Regions from separate parts of the Homo sapiens genome. Here region 2 is linked to region 1. The links are chromatin loops, found by intact Hi-C in ENCODE. Cell type or tissue: endothelial cell of umbilical vein. All regions are shown on one strand. Links, peaks and the distances in the headings refer to the core of each region. The heading gives the core; the rest is flanking DNA. Region 1 has its middle 20 kb from the start of EPB41. Region 2 overlaps EPB41 (erythrocyte membrane protein band 4.1).

The links. A loop is a pair of places that touch in the nucleus more often than their neighbours do. Peaks named below come from ENCODE experiments on the same cell type or tissue, not always from the same donor. Only the 100,000 strongest peaks of a DNase experiment are listed, where the experiment ranks them.
Region 2: it touches region 1 in a loop (10-fold over the local background); 100 of 110 quality-filtered maps call a loop at or near these places.

What each region holds. Positions count from the first base shown.
Region 1 is chr1:28,889,996-28,898,332 of GRCh38, reverse strand. It overlaps a transcript of EPB41 not described here. Among named protein-coding and RNA genes, the nearest start is that of EPB41, 20 kb to the left of the region's middle. In endothelial cell of umbilical vein, for the core only: a CTCF peak has its summit at 4,433; no DNase peak of the experiment used is centred there.
Region 2 is chr1:29,030,116-29,038,452 of GRCh38, reverse strand. It overlaps EPB41 (erythrocyte membrane protein band 4.1), which reads right to left. Exons shown (of 21, transcript NM_001376013.1): 8 at 7,966-8,053; 9 at 5,208-5,360; 10 at 2,530-2,627. Among named protein-coding and RNA genes, the nearest start is that of TMEM200B, 90 kb to the left of the region's middle. In endothelial cell of umbilical vein, for the core only: a CTCF peak has its summit at 4,389 (motif pointing right); DNase peaks (open chromatin) are centred at 4,442 and 5,362.

The DNA.
Region 1 (8,337 bases), core at 157-8,156:
CTGGCTGGGGTGGTGAAGATGAGGGGAGAAGGTGGGAACTCAAGGGGAGGAGCAGCATGGGAAGGTCCTGGTTGTCTCTCTGAGCAGAACAGGCAGTTGTGAGGGTGCAGGAAGGAGAGGGGAGCCAGTGACATCCCCAAAGGTCTGCCTGACGTGGGCCCTACTTCCCTGACCAGCCTCATCTCCTGTCACTGCCAGCCTTTCCCTTTGTGCTCCAGCCACACCAACGACAGTGCTCATCTATCCTGAGCACAGTATGCAGTCTTGAGCCTTTGTACATGCCATTCCCTGTACCTAGAAAGTTGTTCCTGCCATTGCCTACCTAGAGAGCTCTTACTCATCCTTCAAAGCCCAACCTAGCTCTTTTCCCCTTGATGCCCCTGAGTTAACCACCTGCTCCCCTGGGCTCACTCTGCACATGGCAGTTCGTCCTTAAGGAGCAGGAACACTGAGTGAGTCACCTTTGTGCCCCCAGAACCTAGCCCATCAGCTCTCAATAAATGTTTACTGTCTGTAGTTGTATTTTATCACTGAATCTTCGAGGCAAGCAAAACAGGTTTTCTTATTCTCACTTTCAAGGCAAGGAAAAGGAGGGCAAGAGAGAGGGAGTGATGGGAGTGCCTTCTTTCTTTCCTTCCTTTCCTTCCCTTCCTTTCTTCCCTTCCCTCCTGTCCCCTCCCCTCCTCTCCCCTCCTCTCCCCTCCTCTCCCCTCCTCTCCCCTCCCCTCCCCTTCCCTTCCCTTCCCTCCGCTTCCCTTCCCTTCCTACCTTCCTACCTACCTACCTACAGGGGTTTCACTTTGTCACCCAGGCTGGAGCATAATGGTGCAATCACAGCTCACTGCAGCCTCAACCTCCTGGGCTCAAGGGATCCTCCCACCTCAGCCTCCCAAGTAGCTGGAATGACAGGCACATGCACAACGCCCAGCTGATTTTTGTATTTTTTTGTAGAGATGGGGTTGCTCCATGTTCCCTAGGCTTGTGTTGAACTCCTGGGCACAAGTGATCCTCCTGCCTCAGCCTCCTAAAATGTTGGGATTACGGGTGTGAGCCACCAGGCCTGGTGATTCCTGAGGTGGCACAGACACTCAGTAACACTGGTAGGTCTAGAACCCAGGGCTTTTCTGCACCACACAGCTCCTGCCTGGCCCCCACCCCAAAGAGGTCTCATCCCTACCAGACCTACCAGGGTCACCACAAGGGACCCCTGAGATAGGAGTGGGTACCCTGGGCCCTGGTGGCCACAGGCCTTGCCCCAGTGTCCAGCTCAGACATAGCTGCTGCCTGGGAAACTGAGGGGAAAGGTAGTGAGAGCAGCTGAATGGCTTTTACCCTCAACCCAGCTCTGCCTCCTCCTCCCAGATATGTCCCTCAGCCAGAGACCCCAGTGGGCCCCATTGGCCCCAGGCCCCAAGATCTCCCTCTGGCCCTCTCCTCTCCTCTCTGGCCACTGCAGTTCATTATCACGCCCTGCTGGCTCTGCCTCCTAAACAGACTTCACATCGCTGCTCCTTATCCCATGGCACAGTCCCCAGCCCAAGATCTCGGCATCTCTCACCTGGACAGTTCCTCCTGCCCCTGTCCCTGCCCCTCCCTGCTTACTATCCAGTGACTCTCCATTGCCATAGGTCAAGTCCTCACTCATTGTCTTGAGCCTGTCTCTTCAGCTGCATTCCCCCAAGTGCAGGCAGTTGTGTACCTTGGCACATGCTGTTCCTTCCACTAGGAATGTCTTTTTTCCTGCCCTTTGCATAAGAACACCTATTCAATAAAGGTGGAGTTGGTGATTTCTGCATCTTCTTCCCAACTAGACTCCGAGCTCCCGGTGGGGAAGGTGGGGAAGGACTACACAGATTCATCTCTGGGCCCCATGCCCAGCACAGGGCCTGACACAGAGGAAAAGCAGATGACTAGAAAAGGGAGGTACATTCTTACTTCCATGAGGCCACCTCCCTCCCTTCACATGCCTTCAGGAGTCTGTCAGACTAGGCTGCTATCCACCACCTGTCCCCAGAAGTTCCCTCCCAGACCTGGTCTCTTTTGTCCCAAGAGGAACATCTTTATAATCCCCAAATAATATTCATAATTATAATAATAACAATAACCATTGCTACTATTTGTTGAATGCTCACCATGTGCCTCACTATTTAATCCTCACAAGAAGCCTAAGAGGTAGGTAGGTTCTTTTATTTTCCCCATTTTACAGGTAAGAAAACTGAGGCTCCAAGAGGTTAGATATCTTGCCTAAGGTCACACAACTGGTAAACAATAGATGCAAGATGCAAAGTCAGGCCTGTCTGACCCTCAAGTGCCAAGCTGTCCAGCCTTCTCCTGTTTTCTATTATCTTTTCTCTTTAAAACTCTTACAGCAGCAGGCCTGGGTGGGGGTGCAGTGTGTGTGCATGAATTTATTTATCCGACAAACACGTCAGTAGCTCCCACCAGCCGTGTACTGGTCATGGGAGATGGACAAAGAGAATTCAGATGTACACTCTACCTCCTTGGGAGAAATATGAGAGTTTCACACTAAGAATTTGGGCCTTAGGGCCGGGCGTGGTGGCTCACACCTATAATCCCAGCACTTTGAGAGGCTGAGGCAGGTTGATCACCTGAGGTCAGGAGTTCGAGACCAGCCTGACAAATACAGTGAAACCCCATCTACTAAAAATACAAATATTAGCCAAGAATGGTGGTGCACGCCTGTAGTCCCAGCTACTTGGGAGGTTGAGACAGGAGAATTGCTTGAACCCAGGAGGTGGAGGTTGCAGTGAGCCGAGATGGCACCACTGCACTCCAGCCTGGGTGACAGAGTGAGACTCCATCCAAAAAAAAATAATAATAATAATTTGGGCCCTGGAGTGAGCAGGCTTGGGTCTGAGCCCCAGCTGTACCCCTAAAGAACTGTGGGATTCTGGGTGACTCACTTGACTTACCCAGTGCCATGAAGCGGGGATAATAATGCCTGCTTCAGAGGGTCTCCTAGGTCACTAGGAGGAATGCATGAGATAATGTGTCTAAAATAGCATATAACCAGCCCAGCCCATAAGAAATAGCCAATAAATGGCAATAATACACATGATGACTAGTGAGTCCCAGGCTCCCTGGGCCACAGTGGGATGTAATTCTTCAGGGCCCTCCCTAGAGTCACCTCAGCCAGAGCCAAATAGCATTATGGATAATAATGCCTAATCCACCTATTTTCTAATTAAACAATTCTTCAAGGGAGGTGTCTTTTAATAACCCTACTTTACAGGTAAGGCAACCGAGGCAGAGAAGGGGTTACAGAACCAAGTCACACAGCGAGAGTGGCAGAGCTGGAACCTCCACTCAGCTCCTCCCACACCAGGCAGAGCCCAGCCCTTATCCCAGGGCCCTGGCCAGTCTGCTGGGAAGTTCAGGGGCTCCTTGGATTCCAGTCCCAGCTGGGTGAGCAGTTAAAAGTAGGAGAAAAAAGCCAGAAAGAGGAACACATAGTCCCCTCCCAGAATCCCAGAATGAGCCCAGGGCTGGGAAGTTACCAAATGGGGCCCTGTGTGGGCTCTTCTCATCAACTCCTTCCCACACCTATGCGGGGAAAGTGTTGTGATATGTACATCACAGATGAGGTCTCCAAGACTCAGGGAAGAGCATGCCTTGTCCAGGGTCACACCTGGACAAGGAAAAGTGGCAGTACTAGAAGGCAGAGTCCCTCCCCATCCCTCCCATTTCTGCCCCAGATCTTCCCAGCTGCCTCTCTCTTCTGATGAAAACTAGAGGCTCTGTCACTCCCTCTCCAGGAAGTCCAGTTGCCAGGCCCCTCTCTGTGCTGATTGATACATGCTTGGTACTTGGCCCCTTACTAAGTTCAGAAGACCCAGAGCTCACTTTACCAGAGCCCTGATCCCCAAGAAAGTCACAGTCTATTGAGCAAATAGGGAATTCACATTCACTGAGCCCCTATCATGCTGGGCCCTTTATATCCATTAGCCATTTAATCCAATACAAAGCACATTGATAGGTATACCATAAACAGTCAATAAATATCTTCATTCCTTTGGAAACATTCAGTGAGCACCTACTACGTGCTACTATACCCTAGGCGCTGAAGATACAGCACCTGGTGAACAGATGAACAAAAATCCCTGCCCTTGTGGGGCTTACATGAATAAAAGAACAAATATACTTGTGTCCCATAAGTATTCATATTCTTATTTTGCAGACGTGAAACTGAGATGCAAAGAATCACCCACCTGTATGCAACAGAAAAAGGATTCTATTCCAGCCCAGTCTGCCCCAAAGACCTTTGCATTGTATCATGTGACCAAAAAATCAGCACCCAGTGTGTTTAATTGGTAGGCCCTGCTTATGGTAGGATCCTAAAATCACAGAGTGCCCTCTCTCAGCATTTCCACCCCTACCCCCGGGCCTCTCTTTACGCCTCCCAGTGGCCTCAGAGCCACAGGACATGCATTAAAATCAGCTCATGTGGCAGTCATTAAGTCAAACCATTACTCACCCAGAAGCAGCCGTCGGGGTCACGCAGCCAGTCCAGGAGAGGCCATGGAGCCATCACCGCAGTGGCACATGGAAGCAAATGACAGCAGTGAGACACACAGCACAGCCAAAGAAAAAGCCCTTTGGGTCCCCTTCTTCAGCCAGGGCCTGAGCCAGGAGGGAACCCTGCCCTCCCTCTGCCTCTGGGGTCTTGCTGGGGCAGACGCCCTAGTCAGCAATAATCTGATAATCCACCCTCAGCTCATCAGGCCTCCAGGGCCCAGCCCACTAGAGGCAGCAGCGTCCCTGTGAACAAACATTAACTGAGCACCTGCTGTGTGCCAGGTGTTGGGGATACAGCCTGAAGAAGACAGACATGGCCCCTGTACTTATGGAGCTTACAATGCAGTGAGGAGACAATCATGTAAATAACTACTGAATTACAACTGTGATGATTGTGTCAAGGAGGAGACTTTAAGAACCTGGGCCAGCCGGGCACGGTGCCTCACACCTATAATCCCAGCACTTTGGGAGGCTGAGGTGGGAGTTTTGCTTGAGCTCAGGAGTTCAAGACCAGCCTAGGCAACATGGGGAAACCCCATCTCTACAAAAAATATGAAAATTAGGTGTGTGTGGTGGAGTCCCACCTACTCAGGAGGCTTAGGTAGGAGGCTCCCTTGAGCCCAGGAGGTCAAGGCTGAAGTGAGCCGTGATCACCCCATTGTACTCTAACCTGGGCGACAGAGTGAGACCCTATCTCAGAATAAAAGAACCTGACACTTGTAATCCCAGCACTTTGGGAGGCCGAGGCAGGCAAATCACTTGAAGCCAGGAGTTTGAGACCAGCCTGGCCAACATGGTGAAACTCCGTCTCTCCAAAAATACAAAATTAGCCTGGCATGGTGGTGGGTGCCTATAATCCCAGCTACTCAGGAGGCTAAGGCACAAGAATTGCTTGAACCTGGGAGGCAGAGGTTGCAGTGAGCCAAGATCGCACCACTACACTCCAGCCTGGACAACAGAGTAAGATTCTGTCTCAAAAAAAAAAAAAAAAAAAAAAAAGAACCTGGGAAAATCCTGACTTCACTATTTATGGCTCTACCTTTTGTGACATTGGGGCCATTTGTTTTGTTTTGTTTTGTTTATTTGTTTGTTTGTTTGAGACAGAGTTTCCCTCTTGTTGCCCAGGCTGGAGTGCAATGGCGCAACCTCCGCCTCCTTGGTTCAAGCGATTCTCCTGTCTCAGCCTCCCAAGTAGCTGGGATTATAGGCGCATGCCACCGTGTATTTTTGTATTTTTAGTAGAGATGGGGTTTCATCGTATTAGTCAGGCTGGTCTCAAACTCCTGACCTCAGGTGATCTACCCACCTCAGCCTCCCAAAGTGCTGGGATTATAGGCTTGAGCCACCACGCCTGGCCTCGTTTTTACTTGTCTATGCCTCATTTATTCATCTGCAAACTGGAGATAATATTAGTATCCACCTCACAGGGTTGATGTGAGGATTAACATGGGTCAATACATGTAACACGTCTGGAAGGATGCTTGGCACACAGTAAACCATTCAGAAGCGTTTGCTACTATCATTACAGGGGCTGTTGGCATGGGTTTTGGAGGGACCCAGCATGGGTGAGGGGTACCACCTACCTGACAAAGTTGCTGTAGGGGGTTAATGATACAATGAGAGGTGAAGTTGAGTACAATGCCTGGTACCGGCAACTGTGCAATAAATGGTGGTGTTATTCTTTTTTTTTTTTTTTTTTTTTTGAGATGCAGTCTTGTTCTTATTGCCCAGGCTGGAGTGCAGTGGCACGATCTTGGCTCACTGCAACCTCCGCCTCCTCGGTTCAAGTGATTCTCCTGCCTCAGCATCCCGAGTAGCTGGGATTATAGACGCCTGCCACCAACCATGCCCAGCTAATTTTTTGTATTTTTAGTAGAGACGGGGTTTCACCGTGTTAGCCAGGCTGTGTCGAACTCCTGATCTCAGGTGACCCGCCCACCTTGGCCTCCCAAAATGCTGGGATTACAGGTGTGAGCCACCATGCCCGGCCGGTGGTGTTATTCTTAGGGCTTCTCTCCAGCACAACTCCTGGATAAAGCATCTCAACAGAGGAGCTGTCAGAAATGCTCCCACCACCACAAACACAAACCCGGAACTGCAGCTTTGGACTGAAAAATGACCAGCAACCACATTCTCACCTGATTTTACAAATGCCTCATCTCCTTTAACCTTCACAACAACCCAGGAAGTGGACAAAGGAGAAATTGTTACTATTCCCACTTTAAAGATGAGGACAGTTAGGTGAAGGGACTCTCGTGTGTCCTCAGGGGTGCCACTTCACACCTCCAAGCCTAGTTAAGTGGCCAACCCAGGATTCTAGCTCATATCTGCCTGGATTTTGTTCTCCGGGTTTTCCCTTGGTTTATTTCCCTTCAGTCTCTGGGGTACTGGCTGAACAGCCCCAGACAAGCCTTTGAACCTCTCCAACCTCAGTCTCTTCCTCTGAAATAGCTATCAAACAGCTGGCCCAGGATCCAAGATGTTCCTGACCCAAACTCTTCCTTCACAGACTCAGTCACTGTCACTCCAAGCTCTCCTCTAACCCTTTATCCTATTGCTGACCTCAGCCACTAACCCAGGGGTCAAGGAGTGTCTACACTCATTTAAGTCCATGCTTTACAGATGAGGCAACTGAGGTCCAAAGTTGGCCACATACCCAAGGTTGCCTTTCAGTGCCCAGTCTTGCACCTGGGCAGTAGCTGCGTGGGGCTGCCCCTCTGGGGAAACCCCTAGTGGGCCCTGGCTGACCTGGAGGTTGCTCCCTCTGCCCCTTTCTCTCTATGCTGGCCCCAGGGGCCACCCAACAGAGGCAGCACAGCTTGTTCCCCAGTTCCCCAGCCTCAAGATCCCAGAGCTCAGAGCTTTGCTCCAGCAGGGGTCAAACAGTTCCACAGGTAAGGGCTGAGCAATGTGGGCACCTCAGTACCCGTGGGGTGGAGGCTCCCACTCTTAGTTAGGTCTGGGCTTTGGAGTTGAACCTAAGTTCAAATCCCAGCTCGGCCACTTCCCAGCTTTGTGACTTTGGTCAAGTCTGTTCAGCTCCCTAAACTCCTGCAAAACAAAGATAATATTTCCCTCATGAGATTGTAAGGATTGAATGAGTTAATGCAGCGTATTAAAGGCTTAGAACAGAATGCTGTGCATAGTAAGTGCTTAACAGGCAGTGGCTGTAATTATGATTAGAGAACACGGGCCAAGAACAGGACTTGTGGGCCCGTCATACTCAGCCTTCATCTTGCTCCATCCTATCCCCTCACGTGGAGTGAGAGTAGGGGGTAGACTAAGTCCCAAACTAGGTCCCGAGGCTATAGTAATAGGCGCTGGAAGACCCGTAGAGACTTTAGACTTATCTCCCCTACTCATTTCACAGAAAGGGAAACTGAAACCCAGGGAGCAAAGTGACTAGCCTGCAGACTATAAAGGAGTGGAATCCCACCCCCTTTAATAAATATCAGAATCAGCCAGGCACGGTGGCTCACGCCTGTAATCCCAGCACTTTGGGAGGCCGAGGTGGGCAGATCACCTGAGGTCAGGAGTTCGAGACCACCCTGGCCAACATGGCAAAATCCTATCTCTACTAAAAATAAAAAAATTAGCCAGGCATGGTGGCAGGAGCCTGTAATCCCAGTTACTCAGGAGGCTAAGGCAAGAGAATCGCTTGAATCCAGGAGGTGAAGGTTGCAGTGAGCTGAGATCATGCCACTGCACTCCAGCCTGGGCAACAGAGTGAGACTCTGTCTCAAAAAAACAAAATAAAATAAAATAAAATAAAAATAAAAATAAAAATAAAATAAAATATCA
Region 2 (8,337 bases), core at 149-8,148, 140 kb before region 1:
GGAGCATTAGATTTTAAGGTATTCTCTTATTTTGATGCAATGGATTTAAATATGCCATCCTACAAGTAAGTATACTGGCTGCAGCTGAAATCTATACCACAGTTATTAGACATTCAAAAATCACTTTTTTACTCCTCCTTGCTCTTTTTAAAAAATTCTACTTTTGTGGTTTGATTTTAAAGAAGGAGAGATGATGAAAGCATAAATAAATGTGTTAATGCCAATAATTAAGATTCTTTAATTGGGTGTAAAATGTACCCTCATGTTTTATTTTGAAATAATTGAAATATTAATTTCCTTGAATTTTCTTCTCGTTGACTGTGCTATAGTGCTATTATATGAAAATATAAATAGAAGGAAAAGATATCAGGATTATCTCTCTCTCTCTTTCTCTTAAAGAATCAAGTTTATTTATGAATGAAATGACGTGAGGCCTGGGATTTGCTTCAAAATAATCTCGGAAGTAGGGGGAAGGAGTGGATAGGGATATAGAAGAAACAAGATTGGCTTTGGGGTGATAATTATTGAAGCTGGGTGATAAGTACAAGGGGATTTTATTGTACTGTTGCTACATATGAAATTTTCCATAATAAAGAAACGTTCTTAAAAAGGCAAACTGGGCCGAGTGCAGTGGCTCACGCCTGTAATCACAGCACTTTGAGAGGCCAAGGCGAGTGGATCACTTGTCAGGAGTTCGAGACCAGCCTGGTCAATATGGTGAAACCCGGTCTCTACTAAAAATTTAAAAATTAGCTGGGCATGGTGGTATGCATCTATAGTCCCAGCTACTTGGGAGGTTGAGGCATTGCGCCACTGCACTACAGCCTGGGCAACAGAGTGAGACTCTGTCTCAAAAAAAAAAAAAAGGCAAACTGATAAATAGCCAACTTTCCTTTCAATACAAGTAATTACTTGTCTAAGGTCTGTCTTCTCTACTAGACTGGGTGTTCCACCAGGAGAGAGACTAGAACTATCTTGTAGTATATTCCCAATGCCTAACATGGTGCATACAAGAAGGGTAAGCACATAGAAAATGCTTGGTAAACGAACTCAAGGGGTTAATAATATGGCCTCTTGGCACAGTGGCTCACGCCTGTAATCCCAGCACTCTGGGAGGCCGAGGCGAGCAGATCACTTGAGGTCAGGAGTTCGAGACCAGCCTGGTCAACGTAGTGAAACTCCATCTCTACTAAAAATACAAAAAATAGCCAGGCGTGATGTTGGGCATCTGTAATCCCAGCTACTTGGGAGGCTGAGGCAGGAGAATCACTGGAACCCAGGAGCAGTGAGCCAGGATCACAGACTGCACTCCAGCCTGGCAACAGAGCAAGACTCCATCACAAACAAACAAACAGCAGAGGAAATACTTTCTTCTGTCTTCTGATTATCGGGTACTATTGGGCTTCAAATATGGTTCTGTGTGCTCCCTTTCTGGGTTTCATTAGAGTGAAGCTAACAATCAGCTTCAAGGTTGGCCAGGCACGGTGGCTCACACCTGTAATCCCAGCACTTTGGGAGGCCGAGGTGGGCAGATCATGAGGTCAGGAGATCGAGATCATCCTGGCTAACACAGTGAAACCTCGTCTCTACTAAAAATACAAAAACAAAAACTAGCTAGGTATGGTGGTGTGCACCTGTAATCCCAGCTGCTCAGGAGACTGGGGCAGGAGAATTGCTTGAACCCAGGAGTAGGAGTTTGCAGTGAGCCGAGATCCGCCACTGCACTCCAGCCTGGGCGACAGAGCGAGACTCTGTCTCGAAAAAAAAAAAAAAAAATCAGCTTCACATCTTTAACCTTATAGTATAAAAGCTCCACAAAAAGTAGTCAAGCATTGCTTAGAGAAATTCCATGTGGAAAAAAAAATTAGCAAAAACAAAAAAATAAAAATTCCGTCCGGGCACAGTGGTTCATGCCTGTAATCCCAGCACATTGGGAGGCCAAGGCAAGTGGATCACCTGAGGTCAGGAGTTTGAGACCACCCTGACCAACATAGTGAAAGCGTGTCTCTATTAAAAATACAAAAAATTAGCTGGGCATGATGGCGGGTGCCTGTAATCCCAGCTACTTAGGAGGCTGAGGCAGGAGAATCACTTGAACCCGGGAGGCGGAGGTTGCAGTGAGCCGAGATCGCGCCACGGCACTCCAGCCTGGGCAACAAGAGCGAAACTCCGTCTCAAAAAAAAAAAAAAAAAAAAAATCACACGTGGAGGTAAGTGAGGGTAACTCCCCTTAATCGGACTGACTTTAGCTACAATTAATGCAATCCCAGAGTCCCTGGTAAATACAGGTTCCCATTCCTTACTCCTCTCTTCCTTCTACCATACACAGACAGGTGCTTTGGAAATGTTGAGGCATACTTTTCAACCCAAAGGGAGAGAAATGGATTCATTTTGTCTTGCTTAAGATGATCTCACCTGAGCTAAATAAAAGAGTGCCAGTCATACAATGAAAGGAATTTTAATAGCAGGCTTAAAATAGAAACGTTATAAATAATTTATCCTTGAAAAATACTTAAGTGAGAATAATACCTGAAAAACGTGTGATGTTCTACACAGACTTTCCATAATTTCTTAGCTGCTCGGTAACTGGGAAGTTTGAATCCGATGGTACTTTCATACTGCTCTTGCTACAAAAACACAAATAAACATGGGACATGAAGTATTACATGTGATACAGTACCAGATTACAGTGATACAGTACCAGAGAAATATGGTGCCACAGAAGAGGCCATTGTTACCAATTTAAGGACATAAAATGTCATTTGGAATTTTTTCCTACTTACTGAAAGAAATTCACTCACTGAGGGTGGCTTTTTCCAAAGCAAGAAAGCCAGGGAATGCATCTCATATAATTTAAGCTTTTTTTTTTTTTTCCAGAAAACACACACACATTCATTATACATTTTTCTGAGACACAATTAAGTCACCTCTTGATTGTCCAGACACTGCTTTTCCTTAGTCACTATCTGCATTTGGGACACTGTTCAATGAACAGGGAATGGGATATTGACCAAGTCCTCCAATCAATCAATATTATTATGCAATAGAAATTAGTAATAGGAGCTAAAGATTTTAGTTCAAGCCAGATTTTTAAATCAATTTTTTAAATTGACAAATAAAAATTGTACATACTTATCATCTACAACATGTTGTTTTGAAATATGTATACCTGCCAGGCACGGTGGCTTACGCCTGTAATCCCAGCACTTTGGGAGGCCGAGGTGGGCAGATCACAAGGTCAGGAGTTCAAGACCAGCCTGACCAACATGGTGAAACCTCATTTCTACTAAAAATACAAAAAAAATTAGCCGGGCATGGTGGCACGCGCCTGTAATTCCAGCTACTCAGGAGGCTGAGGTAGGAGAATCACTTGAACCTGAGAGGTAGAGGTTGCGGTGAGCTGAGATGGCGCCACTGCACTCCAGCCTGGGTGACAAAGCGAGACTTCTTCTTCCAAAAAAAAAAAAAAAAAAAAAAAACAACAAACAAACAAACCCAAGAAACACGTATACATTGTGAAATGGCTAAATTGAGCTGATTAACATATGTATTACCTGACACACTTATTATTTTTTTGTGGTGAGAAAACTTAAAATCTAGTCTCTTAGCAATTTTTCAAGAGAACAATACATTGTTATTAATGATAGTCACCATGTTGTACAATAGATCTCTTGAACTTATTCCTCAGATTCTTGAATCATTAAATATTTCTTTTTTCCTTTGATTGATCATTAATTTATCTAGATTCCTCTTATACTGAAGCAAAACATATTCTCCCAGGGTTACTAGAAACACTGTCCTGCTGACCTCTTGCCTCTTTATTTCTACTTTAAGCATATTTTATAAGATGGAAAGGAAACTGACATTTATTTTGAGTGCCTACTATTGCCAGTAACACTATGATTAGATAATATCATCTATATTTTTAGACATGAAGAAACTGAGGTCAGAGAAGTTATTTGCTCAGACTGACAGCTATGAAATGACAGAACCAGATTTTTACCCTCTTCACCATACCATGCCACTGCTAAATCATCTACTGCTGCCACAATACTTTTTCTCAAAATCCTGTTGTTCCTGATTGCCTTCTAAATAAGAATTCTACATTTTTAGAAGCTAAGGATTTCCCATTTTCATATTAACGTGTGTGAGGGATGAGATTCTAATTTGCTGTTATATTCCTAGTCCCTAGAATAGTGTCCAACACAGGAAAGCTCTCAATAAATATTTGTTGATTGAATAACTCTTGAATTTGAAATTTTAAGGGAAGACACTGACTGCTCTGTGCTAGGCATAGGTAAAATAATTATGGTACAAAATAAATGCTTCTATGGTAATCCCTATCCAAGATTTTTAAGGCTCCACATCCAGAATTTGCAGGCACAAATAATTAGCCATTATTCACCAGCAGATGGTGATATATACACACAAAAGCCACCTTAGGTTAGTATCATTTCCTATATAGAACTTACACAGCTGTCATCTCATTTGATCTTCAAATAACTATGATGGAGAAGGTATTATCCTGCCCAAATGACAAGGAAGCTGAGCCTTAGATTTGTCCAGGTCTTTTGCTTAGTATGTGGCAGAAAAGAAGTCAGAACTTTTTAAAAAACTTTAATTCCTACTTAAACAATTTTATGCTATTCCATAATGGCTCTTCAATACAAAAGTTAAATTTGGCCAGCATTAGTATATCCCCAAACCAACTAATAAATGAATTAACTGGTACAAAGTTGAACATCCAACTCTTATTAAAAATCTAGAACTTGGCCCTAGAACTCACTCTCAGTAACCACGAGAAGCTATGCATACAAATAAATTTTAATTATATGAGATAAAGGATTGGTGATGCCAAACATGAGTAATTTATCCCTATAAATAATTTTAAAATCTCATGCTACTCAATTTAAAAATATTTTTCCATTAAGTTTTTGCTTGGCGTAAACAAGGAACAAATGTATCAGTCCAAGTTTAACTTTTTGCAATGGTATATTTACTTACAAAAAGTGAAATGTCCAGAAGACCAGTAGTAAGGAAAAGAAGTAGCATCACAGGACTGATCAACTTAGAAAACGGAATTATCAGCCCTTCAATAGTTAACTATAGAGAGACTTCTCAGATGACTTAATAAGGAAAATGGAAATGTAGATATTTCAGATACAGACTGTGTCTGGTTTGGGAGGAAGGAAATATAAATTCTGTACCTCTCCAGGCCGAATCTTGATGAAAAAGCTACTACGTTTATAAGAAATCTTCAGCACTTTGGGCCAAGGGAAGCGGTTAATTCTCAGCTTATCTTTGTAAACCAGAAGGCCACTAGAGCAGACACCTAGGATGATATCTACTCCTTCCAAGTCCTGAAAAAGAAAAATGTTAGGATTTCAGTCTGGAGCAAAGTACTCAATACACTGTTGACTATTACTAGATAATCTGAAGATAACAACCAAAAACAGTTACAAAACATACAATGAAAAATAAAGCTCAGCCTAACAGTTATAATTTATGGACCTATTATGTTTAAATCAGCAGTCATGACTTCCTGGAGAGCAGGGCTTAGAGCTATGTATACTACCAAATATACACGCACAATTATTAATTCTTGTTTTTTTATGATAAAGTGTTAACAGCTCCAGAAATGATGTTAAATGTAGGAGTTGACTCTATTCCTATATAAACTCAGCATAAGACAATCTTAGGTTCTTAAAATTGATGTTAAGTATATTAAATTAAAAATATGATCCCTAAGTCAAGAAGTTACATTAAGGCACAATGAAATCATATTTATATGCCTCTTTATTAAAGACAACTTTAAAAAATTAAATATGTAATATTAATCATCTATGTCTATAATTCAAAGAAAATAAATTTCACCTAAGTTAGTCCCTACAGCTAACAGTTTGTTTAGCTAAGTAATCAAAACACAAAGTTAAATGCTTCTTGACTACTCTTTCCCCCAAAATGAGTATAGAGAAATATATTAGTGCCTACACGTGTTATAACAGAGAAGCAGGAATTACATACAGTTCCAATTCAGTGACTATGTAACTGAGAATTTCCCAGAAGATGCCCTCTTAAATTTTTAAAGCTTGTGGGTATAACTACATTTCACTTTGGAGAAACAATTTGCTTTACAATATTTGGGAAGGGAACATGCTGCCTGACTCCATCAATACCTGAATTGACACCAGCTTCCAGCAGGAATTGTGAAGCAAAATCTAACCATTTCAGTTTTAGAAACATACCTAATCTGATGTACTGATCTTCCTACAATATACTTTAGAGATTCATAGAAGTTGTAGTACCCAGCCCAAAATAATCCAGAACAACTTTTTTCTTTTTTTTTTTTTTTTTTAAGACAGAGTCTCAACTGTCACCCAGGCTGGAGTGCAGTGGTGCAATCTAGGCTCACTGCAGCCTCTACCTCCTGGGCTCAAGCAATCCTCCCACCTCAGCCTCCTGAGTAGCTGGGACCACCAAAGGCACGTGCCACCATGCCTGACTAATTTTTTGTATTTTCTATGGAGACGGGATTTCACCATGTTCCCCAGTCTGGTCTTGAATTCCTGAGCTTGAGCGATCGGCCGCCTCAGCCTCCCAAATTGTTGGGATTACAGGTGTGAGCCACCACGCCTGGCACTGGACCTCCCCAGCAACTTTAGTAGCTGAAGAAGAGAGAAGTAAGGAGACTTTCCTTAAGGATTCATTCTGTTAGGCTGTATTAGGTAGAACTAGGATTAAAGCTCAAGTTTCCAGGGCCCTACCCAAGTGGTTTTTGAATGAGCCACTGTGGTTCATTCAGTGTGCATCAGAACAACCTGGAGAACTTAAAATGGATTGCTGAGCTCCACCTCCAGAGAGTCTAACTCAGCAGGCCTGGGATGGGGCCTGAAATGTGCATTTCTAACAAGTTCCTAGGTGATGTTAAATGTTGCTGGCTCAGACACCATACTTTGAGAACCACTACTCTAGGCCAGTGGTTCTCAGATTCAGGCATGAATTAGAATCATTTGGGTGCTCATTAAACCAAGACATTCTAGAACCTCGCCTCCAAATTAATTCCATACATCTGAGAGAAGCTCAGGGATCTACATATTTAATGAACATCCTCAGTGATTCGATGTAGGTGATGCTGGCTGTGAAACAGGACTTGCTGCCCACTGCTCTATATTTTCAAATGTTACTGCATGTTAGGAAAATCAATTTCTTTTTCTCTAGGGGCTATCTTTTGATCTTAACAGTAGCTTGGATATGAAACTTTATTCTGAGGGTGGAATTGCTATGGGGCAAATTCAATTGATACAGTTGACTGATTTAACTGATACACTTAAAATGCTAACAAGAGGCCGGGCACGGTGGCTCACGCCTGTAATCCCAGCACTTTGGGAGGCCGAGGCGGGCGGATCACGAGGTCAGGAGATCGAGACCACGGTGAAACCCCGTCTCTACTAAAAATACAAAAATTAGCCAGGCGTGGTAGCTGGCGCCTGTAGTCCCAGCTACTCAGGAGGCTGAGGCAGGAGAATGGCGTGAACCTGGGAGGCGGAGCTTGCAGTGAGCCGAGATCATGCCACTGCACTCCAGCCTGGGAGACAGAGCAAGGCTCCATCTCAAAAAAACAAAACAAAACAAAAAAAAGCTAACAAGAAGTACTATTTCTCTCTCTTTTTTTTTTTTGAGACGGGGTCTTGCTCTGTCGCCAGGGCTGGAGTGCAGTGGCACAATCAGGGCTCACTGTACGCTCGATCTCCTGGACTCAAGTGATCCTCCCGCCTCAGCCTCCCCAGTAGCTGGGACTACAGGCATGAGCTGCTGTGCCCAGTCTACTATCTCTTTTGAATGTTTTAAAATACCCCAGATGTTGTTAAAAAGTATTATATGACACAGATGTGATACATACATAACAGACATGTATCATATAATATCTTCCACATGCATATTAATAAAGGGCAAAGTTATCATTACCTTTGCTTTATGAAGATCAACTCCATACATAGACAACTTTTTGGCATTCTCAAGAAACTCCAAGTCAGCCTGAGCTGGAGTCATGGACCTTTGATAGAATAAAAACATAAAATTCTTTCAGTGTTATAGTGTCATCATTTACAGTAACATTTATATATTCACTGTATTTTAAACACATGAACATATACATACCACTATATTAAGATATATTTCCTAGTCCTGAAAGTAGGTTATTATGGAACAGAACCCATCACTGCCTGTATCTAAATAATTAAAATATACCTTAGAAAAAGACAATGTGAGCAAACAAAAAGTCACCAAAAAGCTGCAAAAAAAATTTTTTTAATCCTACTAAACAATTTCCTTAAAGCT